Linked DNA regions of Homo sapiens: region 1 is linked to region 2. A link is an interaction called in ENCODE POLR2A ChIA-PET data of the cell type or tissue named here. Cell type or tissue: GM12878. All regions are shown on one strand. Links, peaks and the distances in the headings refer to the core of each region. The heading gives the core; the rest is flanking DNA.

Region 1 (5,000 bases), core at 1-5,000, 55 kb before region 2:
AATAAATAAACTGTGGTTATATAATAAAAGCCTTTGTCCTTAGGGAATAGATAGTATGCATGGATAAAGGGACATTCTAGGTAGAGTATATGGGTGTTCTTTGTACTATTTTTTCCATTTTCCTCTTTATAAAAATCTGTGCCAGCGCAGTGGCTCACACTTGTAATCCCAGTACTTTGGGAGGCCAAGATGGGCGGATCATTTGCGGTCAGGAGTTCGAAACTAGCCTGGCCAACATGGTAAAACCCCATCTCTACTAAAAATACAAAAATCAGCCAGGCATGGTGGTGGGTGCCTGTAATCCCAGCTACTTGGGAGGCTGAGGCAGGAGTATCACTTGAGCCCAGGAGGTGGAGGTTGCAGTGGGCAGACATCACACCACCACACTCCAGCCTGGGTGACTGAGTGAGACTCCATCTCAAAAAAAAAAAAAACTTTATGTTTTTGAGACAGGGTCTCACTCAGTCAGGCTGAAGTGTAGTTGTGCAATCAGAGCTTGCCACAACCTCAACCTCCTGGTCTCATGCAATCCTCCCACCCCAGCATCCGAGTAGGTACGATGACAGACACGTGCCAGCACACCTAGTTAATTTTTTGATTTTTTTTGCAGAGATGGGGGTCTCACTATGTTGTCTAAGCTCGTCTGGGTCAGTTTTTCTTAAATGTGAAATTACTTCAAAACACAAAGTTTTAGATGAGGCAAATATTGTACTAAATCATGACCATTTAAAAAGGCAACTTGGGGCCTGGCACGGTGGCTCATGCCTGGAATCCTAGCACTTTAGGAGGCTGAGGCGAGAGGATCACTTGAGCTCAGGAGTTCAAGGCCAGCTGGGCAACATGGCAAAACCCCATCTCTACAAAAAATACAAAGAATCAGCGGGGCATGGTGGCATGTGCCTTAGTTCCAGCCATCTGGGGGCTGAGGCAGAAGGATGAGCCCAGGGGGCTGAAGCTGCAGTGAGCCGAGATTGAGCCACTGCACTCCAACCTGGATGATAGAGCGAGACTGTGTCTCCAAAAAATAAATAAATAATTAATTAAAAATTAAACAAAGAGAGAAAGAAAGACGTAAAAGCGATTCTTCACTCATGAGCCATACAAAACAAGGTGGTAGGCAGGAACTGGTTTGAGGGCCATAGTTTGCCAACACCTGGATAAGAGAAGATGGCAGATGGATGTAGGCAGAATGTTTAAAAGCTGAAACAGGCCAGGTGTAGTGGCTCATGCCTATAATCCTAACACTTTGGGATGCCAAGGCAGGAGGATCACTTGAGGTCAAGAGTTCAAGACCAGACTGGCCAACATGGCGAAACCACATCTCTACTAAAAATACAAAAATTATTTTTAGTAATAATTTTTAAATAAATTTTAAATAAATTTTTAGGGTGTGGTGGTGTACACCTGTAGTCCTGGCTACTTGGGAGGCTGAGGCAGGAGAGTCACTTGAACCCAGGAGGCGGAGGTTGCAGTGAGCCGAGATTGCCCCGCTGCACTCCACCCTGAGCAACAGAGTAAGATTCCACCTCAAAAAAAAAAAAAAAAACTGAAACAGTAGTCTAGACAAGAAATAATGAGGCTCTGGATTAGGCTAGTATAGTAATGGTAGGGAAAGGAGAGAACAGGCATCATGAAATATTTAAGAGACCACAGCAAGGCTTCTTGGTGACTTATTATAGACATGGCAGGGGGATTCAAGGCTAGGTAGAAGGAAGTGGACAACATACAGATTAACCTGGGTGACTGGCTGAGTAACAGTCATACCACCAACTAAGAAAAAAGGTTACCAACAAAACACAACTCACAGATTTCAATGGAGTGAGTGGCGGGGATAGAAACAATCTTAGTTTAGTCTTTATTTTTATTTTTTAAGAGACAGGGTCTTGCTCTGTCACCCACGCTTCAGTGCAGCGGTGCAATCGTAGCTCACTGCAGCCTTGAATTCCTGGCCTCAAGTGATCCTCCTGCTTCAACTTCCTGAGTAGCTAAGACAGACTACAGGTGCATGCCACGCTAATTTTTTTTTTTTTTTTTTTTGGTAGAGACAGAATCTTGCTATGTTGCCCAGTCTGGTCTCAAACTCCTAGCCTCAAGCAATCCTCCTGTGTCAGCCTCTCTAAGTGCTGAAATTACAGGTGTGAGCCACTGTGCCCTGGCCTTAGACCACTCATTAAATAAATTCTGATCAGGGGAAGGAAAAATACTACTGAGTGGTAGCCAAAGTGAGGTATACTATTGTTTTAAAAAGCTTTCTGTCTTAGTTTCTCTTCTTTTCTTCCTTCCTAATACAGATTTTGGTATTGATAAGTATAGTGCTACTGTGACAAATACCTTAAAATGTAGAAATGGTTTCAGAACTAGGTAGTAGAGGCCAGAGAGTTTTGAGGTGCATGTTAGAAGAAACCTAGATGGCTCTGAAGTGACTGCTGTTAGAAATATGGACACCGCAGGGCGTGGTGGCTCATGCCTATAATCCTAGCATGTTGGGAGAATGAGGCGGGCAGATTGCCTGAGCTCAGGAGTTCAAGACCAGCCTGGGCAACACAGTGAAACCCTGTCGCTACTAAAATACAAAAAATTAGCCAGGCATGGTGGCGTGCACCCGTAGTCCCAGCCCCTCGGGAGGCTGAGGCAGGAGAATCGCTTGAACCAGGGAGGCAGAGGTTGCAGTGAGCTGAGATTGCGCCACTGCACTCCAGCCTGGGTGACAGAGTGAGACTCCATCTCCAAAAAAAAAAAGACACGGAAGGCAATTCTGGTAAGAGCTCAGAAAGACAAGAGAAGAGCTGTACAGGAAGGTTCTATAGTTATATACACACAGAGAGAGAATGCTATTAGAAATATGAATGTTAAAGATGCTTCTGGTGAGGTCTCAGACAGAAATGAGAAGCAGGATATTGGAAATTGGAAGAAAGGCAGTCCATGTTACGAAGTGGCAGAGGACTTGTGTTTTACTGTTTTAAAAGTAGAACTTGTAAGTGATGAATCTAGATATTTCACTCACATTTCCAAGCAAAGTGTTGAAGTGTGGCCTGATTTCTCCTTGCTGCTTATAGTAAAATTTTACAGTATAGAGAGACATAAAGAAGGAATTGTTCAACAAAAAGGAAACTAGAACCTGAAGATTGGAAAATTCTCAGTTTATCCATATTGTAAAAAATGAAAAAGCATAATCTAAAGAGAACATCAAGGGTGTGGGGGGACAACAATTTGCTAAAGCGATTACCAGCATATGACTTATGGATCCAGTCAGCCATCTTAGCAGAAGCCAGGAATAGACATGGGGTTAAAGCAACAGAAACACTGCCAGCTTGGACTGAAGGGACCGAGATGGGGACAAAATTAAGGAAGGCTGTTGGACTTCCAGGATTCTATAGGACAGGGCCAATAAAACCATCCAGTTGTGAACACAAGTTATCCTTCAAGAAAAGGGAAGAACGACCCTTCAGGAGGCTCAAAAGAAGGCAGGGCTGCCACTGCCAACACAAACCCAGAGGGCACAGGTCCGGCAGGTGGGGCTGCCTCCTCCTAGGTAACAGGGCAGGATCACCACCCTACGGAGCCCACAGGGCAGGGCATCAAGCCAAAGAGGATTATTCTAACATCTGAAAATCTAATGACATTTGCCCTGCTTGGTTTTAGATTTGCTTGGGACCCATGACCCTTTCTTTTTTCCAATTGCTCTCTTTTAGAATAGGAATGAATGTCTAACCTACACCTATGCCTGTCCTGCCATTGTACAATTGTGCATCACTAAACAATGGAGACACATTCTGAGAAGTGTATCATTAAGCATTTTCATTGTGTGAAAACAAAAATAAGTAAGAGTATACTTACACAAACCTAGATGGGCTAGCCTATTACACACCTAGACTACATGGTATAGCCTACTGTGCCTACAAACCTATACAGCACATTATTGTACTAAATACTATAGGCAACTGTAACACAATGGTATTGTGTTTTTAAACATATCTAAACACAGAAAAGGTACAGTACAAATATGATGTAATAATCTTATGGGATCACCATCATACATGAGGTCCATCATTGACTGAAACACTGTTATATAGCACATGCCTGTATTTTGGAAGCAGATAACTTGTCTGGTTTCACAGGTTAATAGATGAAGAGGAATTTTGCCCCAGGATAAATCATACCTTGAATCTCAGCCATTACCAATTAATTTAGATAACATTATTTTTATTTATTTTATTTTTAGAGACAGGGTCTTGCTCTGTTACCCAGCTGGAGTGCACTGGTGCAATCATAGCTCACTGCAACCTTGAACTCCTGGGCTCAAGCGATCCTCCCACCTCAGCCTCTTGAGTAGCAAGGACTACAGGTTCAGGCCACCATGCCCAGCTAATTATTTCTATTTTCATTTTGTAGAGATGGGGTCTCACTATGTTCCCCAAGTTGGTCTTGAACTCTATGGCCTTAAGCCAATGGCCCCTCAAAATGCTGGGATTATAGGTGTGAGTCCTTGCATCTGGCCTGATTTAGATGATATTGAGATGAGAGTTTGGACTTAAGAGTTGATGCTAAAATGAGTTAAGACTTTTGGGGCTTGTGGAATGGAATGAATGTATCTGCACATGAGAAGGCCATGAATTTTGGGAGCCACAGGACAGAGTCCAATAAGCTGAATTGTGTTTCCCTTATATTCTTATGTTGATGTCCTAACCCCCAGTACCTCTGAATATGACTGCATTTGGAGATAGAGCCTCTAGAAATAATTAAGGTATTCTTGGCCAGGTGCGGTGGCTCCCACCTATAACCCCAGCACTTTGGGAGGCTGAGGTAGGCAGATCACCTGAGGTCAGGAGTTCAAGACCAGCCTGGCCAACATGGTGAAACCCCATCTCTATTAAAAATACAAAAATTAGTTGGGTGTGGTTAGCACACGCCTGTAATCCCAGCTACTCAGGAGGCTGAGGCAGGAGAATCGCTTAAACCCAGGAGGCAGAGCTTGCAGTGAGCCGAGATCGCGCCACTGC
Region 2 (8,236 bases), core at 1,274-6,273:
CTCAAAAAAAAAGAAAAAATAAAGTGGTGGGGAGTTGGACTGGAGGAATTAAGATGTAATTTTGGGGCAGGTTTAAGATATTGTTCTTTATAACTAAATAAAAGATAGGCAACTCATGTAACTGGTTTGCCTGGGCAGCTGTGTACTTCACTGGCTGTACAGTTTTCTTTTCTCTCTTCCCTTCCTTTCCCTTCCCTATCAGCCTGTCATTTTCAGCCACATTGCTATTACGTTACCCTTTGGTGTTACATATAGTTCAGAGGGTCAGAAGATGTCCTTGTAGCACTTTTCTCTTGGTTTTTGGTTGCTGTTTTTAAACAGTGGTTTTGCTATTACTACCAAGTCATTAGCTTTTGATTGCAGAGATTTTATGCTACTTGTCTTTGTATCTAACATCTGCCACACCTTGCCTAATACCTTGGACCTAGTTGACATTTCAGGACTTGTTGAATGGAGTTAAAGTTTTGAAAAAATGCTCATCTTCTTTAGAGAATGGGGGAATCTATGCTTTTGGTTTTTTGATTGGGTGCTAGCCTAGTGGAATGTGGGCTCTACCACTTACACTGTGGCCTGGGGCAAGTTTCGTTTCTTTTTTTTTTTTCTTTTGAGATGGAGTCTCACACTCTGTCCCCCAGGCTGGAGTGCAGTGGCATGATCTCAGCTCACTGCAGCCTCCGCCTCCCAGGTTCCAGGGATTCTCTTGCTTCAGCCTCCCGTGTAGCTGGGATTATAGGCGCACGCCACCATGCCCGGCTAATTTTTGTATCTTTAGTAGAGTCAGGGTTTCACCATGTTGGTCAGGTGATCCACCCACCTCGGCCTCCCAAAGTGCTGGGATTACAGGCGTGAGCCACCACACCCGGCCTGGGGCAAGTTTCTTAACTTGTCTGAGCCTCAGTTTCTGATCTGAAAAGGGGATATTAATGATATTAATAGTACCTACCTCATCACATTTTAATGTGGGCTGAGATAATACATGTAAGACACTTGTTTATGCTGACCCATAGTAAACTCTCAAAAATCTTTAAAAAATATTAGCTGCTATCATTAATTTTTACTGTGCATTGAGTACATTTAGTATGGTTGAATTTGGACAATTATTTATACCATAAGTGATGTAAGGATATTTTTGTGTATTTTAGGCATTTCATTTCAGCAGAGCAAGGCTGATCCCAGTATTTCAAAGGAAAGGATGGTTTTGTTATTGTTAACTGTGTCAATTTTAGTGGCGTAGCATTTATTGGGTGACTGCTGTGTGTCAGACATTGTGTACAACATTGCAAGTGACACAGAGGAGCAGCACAGAACCCCTACGGTAAAAGCTTGGAACTTGGTAATTGCAGGCCCGGTTGCTAGTAGAACATGAAAGTGGTAATGCTTGGGCCCTGCTTTCATCTCAAGAGTTGCTCATAGTCCAGTGGTAGAGACAACATGTAAGCCACAGCAGCAGGAAGAAGAGCTGTGGAAGGAGGCTGTGCAACTGCCCTGGGCTGAGAGGCCAGCTTCCCCAACGAGGTGCCCTAGAGCCAATCACAAAACCTGAGTAAGAAGTTACTGCTTTGATGGAGTGGTGGGATGGGGAGAAGAGGTTCCAGGCATAGAACAGTATGTATCTGGCTAGAGAATTTAAAGGTTTTTTTTTCTGGACATAGGTGTTTTTTGTTTTGTTTTGTTTTTTTTTAACTGAGCTAGGTTGTTTTTGTTTTGTTTTGTTTTTATTTTTTTAACTATAGCCTAACATAGGTTTTAAGTTGTACTTCCCCCAACTCCCCACCCCCAGTCACTCTTTTTTAGTGAAAAAGTTTGGACATGAAAGATCCTAATATATTCTTTCCTTTGGGTATGAATGATTGTCTTTTACTCAAATGATTGTTCCTTTGTGAACCTTAGGGACGCAAGTCTGGACAAACCAGGCTCTGTAGGAACATTCCTGAGAAAACATTAGTGACATTCATTTCTTCTTTCCACAGTATGATCTTAGCTTTGATAAATGACTGAAGCTGGAGAAGCCGTGGTTGAAGTCAGCCTACACTACAGTGCACAGTTGAGGAGCCAGAGACTTCTTAAATCATCCTTAGAACCGTGACCATAGCAGTATATATTTTCCTCTTGGAACAAAAAACTATTTTTGCTGTATTTTTACCATATAAAGTATTTAAAAAACATGAATTGAGTTTCTGTAGATTTCTAGTTCTCAACTTTAGCCTGAACGCCAACACTTGAAGGTGTTTTTCATCCTCTGTATGTTGAAGGTGGTTATTTGTATGTAGGAACAGGACTGCCATCCCAGCTTTGCATGCCAAAGAAATAAAGAACACACTTTAAAGGGCAAACTGAAGAGATGAGCGAGCAAAGGTGCCCTTCAGGTCTACTGAAAAGTTAGAGTACAAAACAACACTGTTGATCTGGACAAAAGAAGAAAAATTACCCTTTTTGCTTGTGTTGTGACAACTTCATTTAATATGGTTTAAAGATTTATGAGACTGTCAGCTAAAAGTCTTTTCACAAGAATGTCAACAGAGAATGGCATCTCAAAATATATATATTTCTTTGCACAATTTGTGAAACCTTATAAGCCATTTTCCCCAGGTACAATGTAGTTCCTGCTGATAGAAAGGAAATATTTTGTCAAGAGCTTTCATTTAAAAGCTACTACCTCCACAATCACCCCCAAACCCAGAAAATCCCCACTGGCTCTTGCCAGTCTGGTTTTCGTATTGCAGTTATTCCAATTGTATTTGATCTCCCTGATAACGTATTTTCATGGGTTTGGGTAGAAGATGCTAATCAGATTAGAAGCAGGAATAGTTATTTGCTGTCTGTGAAATTGAGCCTTTTGGTGCGCCACGTGGTGCCAGATCAACACTTCTATCCCTCTGCACTGACCACGTTGTGAACTGGGAGACCAAATGCAAGCCATTTCATGGACATAGCAATATACAACCAAACTCTGTTCCTTGGAGTTATATTGTAAACTCTTGCAGGTGGGAGAGCAGTTCACCTCCTTAGCTCTGTTTGCCAGCTCTTACAGGGTAAAATAAACCTGGCAATTTATCCTCAGTCCTAGTTTGTGGTTTAATGTTGCTATCTTAAGCACTGGCATTTGGGCAAAACATGACTGTGTTCTGTGGGAGAATCCAAAGGCATTATTCACTCTAGTTGAGATAGAATTGGGTGGCTAAACAGGGTGTGTGGTACCCAAAAGATTAAATGTTACATGTCCTTTTAGTCCTTGACCAGGTCTAGCCTTGGCAGAAGCAAGGGAGCCACTAAGCCAAACTCCCTGTGCAGACAGACCATGTTTCAAGGCTGGAAGTAGTGCCCTGGCAACACACAAAAGGAACGGTGAAATGGTAGGCAAAGTGAACTTGGCTCTGCTGGCCTCTTTGGGGTCACAGAAATTGCTCCTTGTGGTAATCTTATATTTCTGTCAGGCACAGGGCCAAGAAGCTGTGTAACAGACATTACTTTGCTTGCATCTCTTTTTCATACCTTTTCCCTCTGAGGCAGCTTTTGCTTAGAAAACAGTCCCTTCACTCTGCCTTTCCTCCTAACTTCCTGTGCCTCTTCATGTTCTGCTCAAGCTTTTTAAAGCAACGAAGCTGTTGGAGAACTTAAATCCTTGCAACTGAGAGATAAGCTACTTAAAGGCGGTAGAGATCTTTTTTTTTTTTTTTTTGAGATGGGGTCTTGCTGTGTTGCCCAGGCTGGAGTGCAGTGGTGTGATCTCAGCTCACTGCAACCTCTGCTTTCTGGGTTCAAGCGATTCTCCTGCCTCAGCCTCCCAAGTAGCTGGGATTACGGCTAGCTACTCCTGGCTAATTTTTGTATTTTTAGTAGAGATGGGGTTTCACCATGTTGGCCAGGCTGGTCTCAAACTCCTGACCTCAAACGATCTGCCTGCCTTGGTCTCCCAAAGTGCTGGGATTATAGGTGTGAGCCACTGCGCCTGGCCATGTAGATGACTTTTGACCAAAATGTTTCACCTTCTCATTCAGATATTCTTAGTAACCAAAACAGTGACTCATGCAGTTGAGAGAGCCTTTGGGCTGTCAGTTTACAGTACATCAGGCTTGCTGAGGCTAAGCAAATCAGAAAGGTGCCATGTTTATAACAGAGGTCAAAGCTCCTTACTTCTGAAACATTAGCTGTGGTTAAAAACAAAAACTCTTCCTTCTTGTATTGCTTGTCTATCAAAGCCAGGAAAGTGGGGGATCACTGTAGTTAAATTTTTTTTTTTTTTAATTAGAGACAGAGTCTTGCCCTGTCGCCCAAGCTGGAGTGCACTGGCGCAATCGTGGTACACTGCAGCCTTGAACTCCTGGACTCAAGCAGTCCTCCTGCCTCAGCTTCCCAAGTAGTTGGGAGTAGGTGCACACCACCATGCCCAGCGAATTTTTTGTAGAGACAGAGGTCTTGCTATGTTGCCTAGGCTGGTATCAAAATTACTGGCCTCAAGCGATTCTCCTGCCTCGGCCTCCCAGATGTTGGGATTACTGGTGTGAGCCACCACGCCCAGCTCAAAAACAATTTTTTTAGGGGCACTTCTACAAATCATGAAAGGGGGATAAAAGCACTGACTTTAAAAAGCCATGTTTAAGATGCTATAAATGTTCTCCCCTTTTCATTGATTGGAGAGTTGTAGAGGACCTTAGAGATCATTTTGTCTAACTCCCTCATCCCAAAGATAAACTGAGGCCTAGAGATCGTTCAGGGTGTTGTAACTGGGAACATCTGAATGCTGAGGCCTAGAGATCGTTCAGGGTGTTGTAACTGGGAACATCTGAATGCTGAGGCCTAGAGATCGTTCAGGGTGTTGTAACTGGGAACATCTGAATGCTGAGGCCTAGAGATCGTTCAGGGTGTTGTAACTGGGAACATCTGAATGCTGAGGCCTAGAGATCGTTCAGGGTGTTGTAACTGGGAACATCTGAATGCTGAGGCCTAGAGATCGTTCAGGGTGTTGTAACTGGGAACATCTGAATGCTGAGGCCTAGAGATCGTTCAGGGTGTTGTAACTGGGAACATCTGAATGCTGAGGCCTAGAGATCGTTCAGGGTGTTGTAACTGGGAACATCTGAATGCTGAGGCTTAGTCCAGTGTTCTCTCTCCCTTACCACTCCTCTTCCCCTTCCCTCTATAATGGCAGTACCCAGGGCCCGGTCCATAGACTACTATCGAGTGCTCCTATGTGCATCTTAGTACGTATCATTTTCCCTTGCCTTTTTCCTTCTATCCTTTCAGTGGTAGCAACTGCCCTTGCTAATCACCGTAACCTCGGCTGAGAAAGAAGAGGAAGCGAAATCCAAGATGCAGCTCAGTTCATCAAAGCCTAGCAGGTCCCCTCAGCTGCCTTTTCATGCCTGCCACAGACTACAGTAGGACAAAACCTGACCTGGTCTTTGAAGTTAAGAGCTAAGAAAGCTTCCTATAGTAGTATCTCCCATGGCACTTACCACATTCTATCTGGTATTACAGTTATTTGTATGCAATTAATCACTCTTAGATTGTATGTTCCTGGAGGGCAGAATATGCCCATTCATATTTGTATCTTCTTCCTTCTGCTCTTGGCACCTAACACAGTGCCTTGCACACAAACAATAAATGATTGTTGAGTGAATAAGTAAACCTGATTGTGGTGTTCTATTGCTTTTTCAGCAAGAAGTCAAACTGATGGCCTTTAAGTCAGAGAAGCAGCAATGGAGCAACATAATCAAAGTTGACCATCTTTGTTTTCAAGACAGTCACATTATGAAATATTCTGACATGCTAGGCTAGGAAATGGCTATAACTGGTTCACTTGAGACTGGAGAAATCAGCTTTGCTAACAGGTAATACTTTGTCAAGTAGTGAGAAATATTATATACTAGGTATAATTAGTTGTCCCCAAAATCTAAATAAACTTGTTCTAATATATGGAAAAGGGCAGCAAGATAGAGAAGGTAAGTTTGAAATTCTACAATATCTGGATCTTTGTCACCTGAGTTTATGTACTTTAAACCAAATATACTATTTTACTATGTAGTATAGCAAAGATTGAAATATTCTTGGTAAATGAAGCCTTTTGGATCTAAGCCATATTTTTCAGGAATTTTTGAAAAGGTAACTTTTTTTTGCTTCAGTTAAATACAGTCTAATGACTGAAGGTCATTCAAAGCTTTCGGGTTATCATTCTTCACTACAGTAATCACAATAATGGTCTGGACATGCTGAAGGGACTGTTCACTGAGCTAACTTGGTTCTGAGCTCAGGTGCTCTTTAATAAGTTCTTGGGTAAAGGCTGCTTTTATTTTTAATTGCTTCCCTCTGAAGCTGGGTGGAGAAGAGTGAGTGGGTGGGTGGTCGGAATCAGCAGGCTGAGAGAGAACTCAGTGGTTTGCCTGTGGCTTCCTCTGCTGTATATTTGGTTTGCTACATCCGTTATGGAGCAATCTTGGTTTCATCTATATCAGTTCCCATTAAACGTTAGCACCTAGTTAGAATGTGAGTTAGTTGAACATACACTTTAATTCCTGTTTTCTAGATCTTATTTCACAGGTTGGATGCAAACTGGGTGAGAATTGAACCTCTCGTGTTGCTTAATTAAAAGTAACACATTTGACTGCCACTGGTATCTATCAGAAAGAGACCTGTGGAGCAGGTTGAATCCTCTGGGGTAGCTTTATATAAATTTGCCAACTTTCTGGGACAGAGTAATAGGATTTACCCGTGTTAGTTGGTAATTTTCTATTTTACCAGGTACAATAATCAACTTACGGTCATACTTGCTGATTCAAACAGCAGAGAAAAAAAATAAACTTACAGTCATTCTTCTTTTATCCATTACCTACCACCTTCTTTGCCCTCCACTGCCCTCCATTTTGAAGCAAATCCCAGACCTTGTTACATCTGTCATATTTTAGTATGTTTCTCTGTAAGATAAGGGTTCTTAAAACACATGCGACTAGAGGAGCAGTGTCACACAAACTGGCAATTCCTTAGAATTAAGTATCTAGGCCAGGCACAGTGGCTCATGCCTGTAATCCCAGCACTTTGGAAAGACAAGGTGGGAGGATCACTTGAGGCCAGGAGGTCGAGACACCCCTAGGCAAAATAGTGAGACCCCATCTCTTAAAAAAAAATTAGCCGATATAGGCACCTATATAGTCCTAGCTACTTGGGAGGCTGACGTGGAGGGATGGCTTGAGCCCAGGAGTTCAAGGTTACAGAGAGCTATGATCACATCTCTGTACTCTAGCCTGGGTAACAGAGCAAGACCCTGTCTCTTGAAAAAAGATTAAAATTTGTTGTGGAGGTTTCCCTCTACAAAACTTGAGTCTGTTTTACAATTAGAGCAATCAGGCCGGGTGCGGTGGCTCATGCCTGTAATCCCAGCACTTTAGGAGGCCAAGGCAGGCAGATCACTTGAGGGCAGGGGTTCAAGACCACCCTGGCCAACATGGTGAAACTTCATCTCTACTAAAAATACAAAAATGGGGCACGGTGGCTCACGCCTGTAATCCCAGCACTTTGGGAGGCCGAGGCGGGTGGATCACAGGGTTAGGAATTCCAGACCAGCCTGACCAACATGGTGAAACCCCGTCTCTACTAAAAATACAAAAATTAGCCAGGCGTTATGGCGGGTGCCTGTAATCCCAGCTACTTGGGAGGCTGAGGCAGGAGAATTGTTTGAACCTGGGAGGCAGAGGTTGCAGTGAGCCGAGATCGCACCACTGCACTCCAGCCTGGGCAACACAGTGAGACTCCATCTCAAAAAAATAATAAAAATAAAAAATAAACAAAAATTAGCCGGACATGGTGGTGCGTGTCTAGTCCCAGCTACTTGGAGGCTGAGACGTGATATAATCGCTTGAACCTGGGAGGCAGAGGTTGCAGTGAGCTGAGATCCACCACTGCACTCCAGCCTGGGTGACAGAGCGAGACTTAAAAAACAAAAAAACAAAAAACCCCGAAGCAATCAATATGAAGGAGTCTCCTGAATTTCAAGTGTCATTTCCTTCTGTCAGTTAAGGAGTTCACTAGAATCAAAGTGGGGCCTTAAACTTTTCATCTATCTTTGACAAGTTTTAACAGTCAATTTTTCCAAGGTAAGTGGCCATCTATAGACACCAAAGAAATATTATATGGTGTAGTGACTAAAAACATGAGCTCAGAGGCACCTAGGTTTGAGTCCCAGCTCCTTCATACATATACCTTTTAAAGCCTATTTCCCTCATTTGTAAAATGAGAATTAGCA

Evidence for each region. Peaks named below come from ENCODE experiments on the same cell type or tissue, not always from the same donor. Only the 100,000 strongest peaks of a DNase experiment are listed, where the experiment ranks them.
Region 1: POLR2A ChIA-PET joins it to region 2 with 8 read pairs; 8 of 35 experiments call an interaction of 5 or more read pairs at or near these places.

What each region holds. Positions count from the first base shown.
Region 1 is chr1:224,320,227-224,325,226 of GRCh38, forward strand. All of the region lies in intron 2 of NVL (nuclear VCP like), which reads right to left. Among named protein-coding and RNA genes, the nearest start is that of NVL, 7.4 kb to the right of the region's middle. In GM12878, for the core only: no CTCF peak of the experiment used is centred there; no DNase peak of the experiment used is centred there.
Region 2 is chr1:224,373,825-224,382,060 of GRCh38, forward strand. CNIH4 (cornichon family member 4) reads left to right here. Exons shown (of 5, transcript NM_014184.4): 5 at 1,971-5,628. The coding sequence ends at 1,998. Among named protein-coding and RNA genes, the nearest start is that of MIR4742, 20 kb to the right of the region's middle. RefSeq lists enhancers at 3,723-3,772, 4,143-4,232. In GM12878, for the core only: no CTCF peak of the experiment used is centred there; DNase peaks (open chromatin) are centred at 4,047 and 5,302; H3K4me3 peaks cover 238 bases; H3K27ac peaks cover 1,943 bases.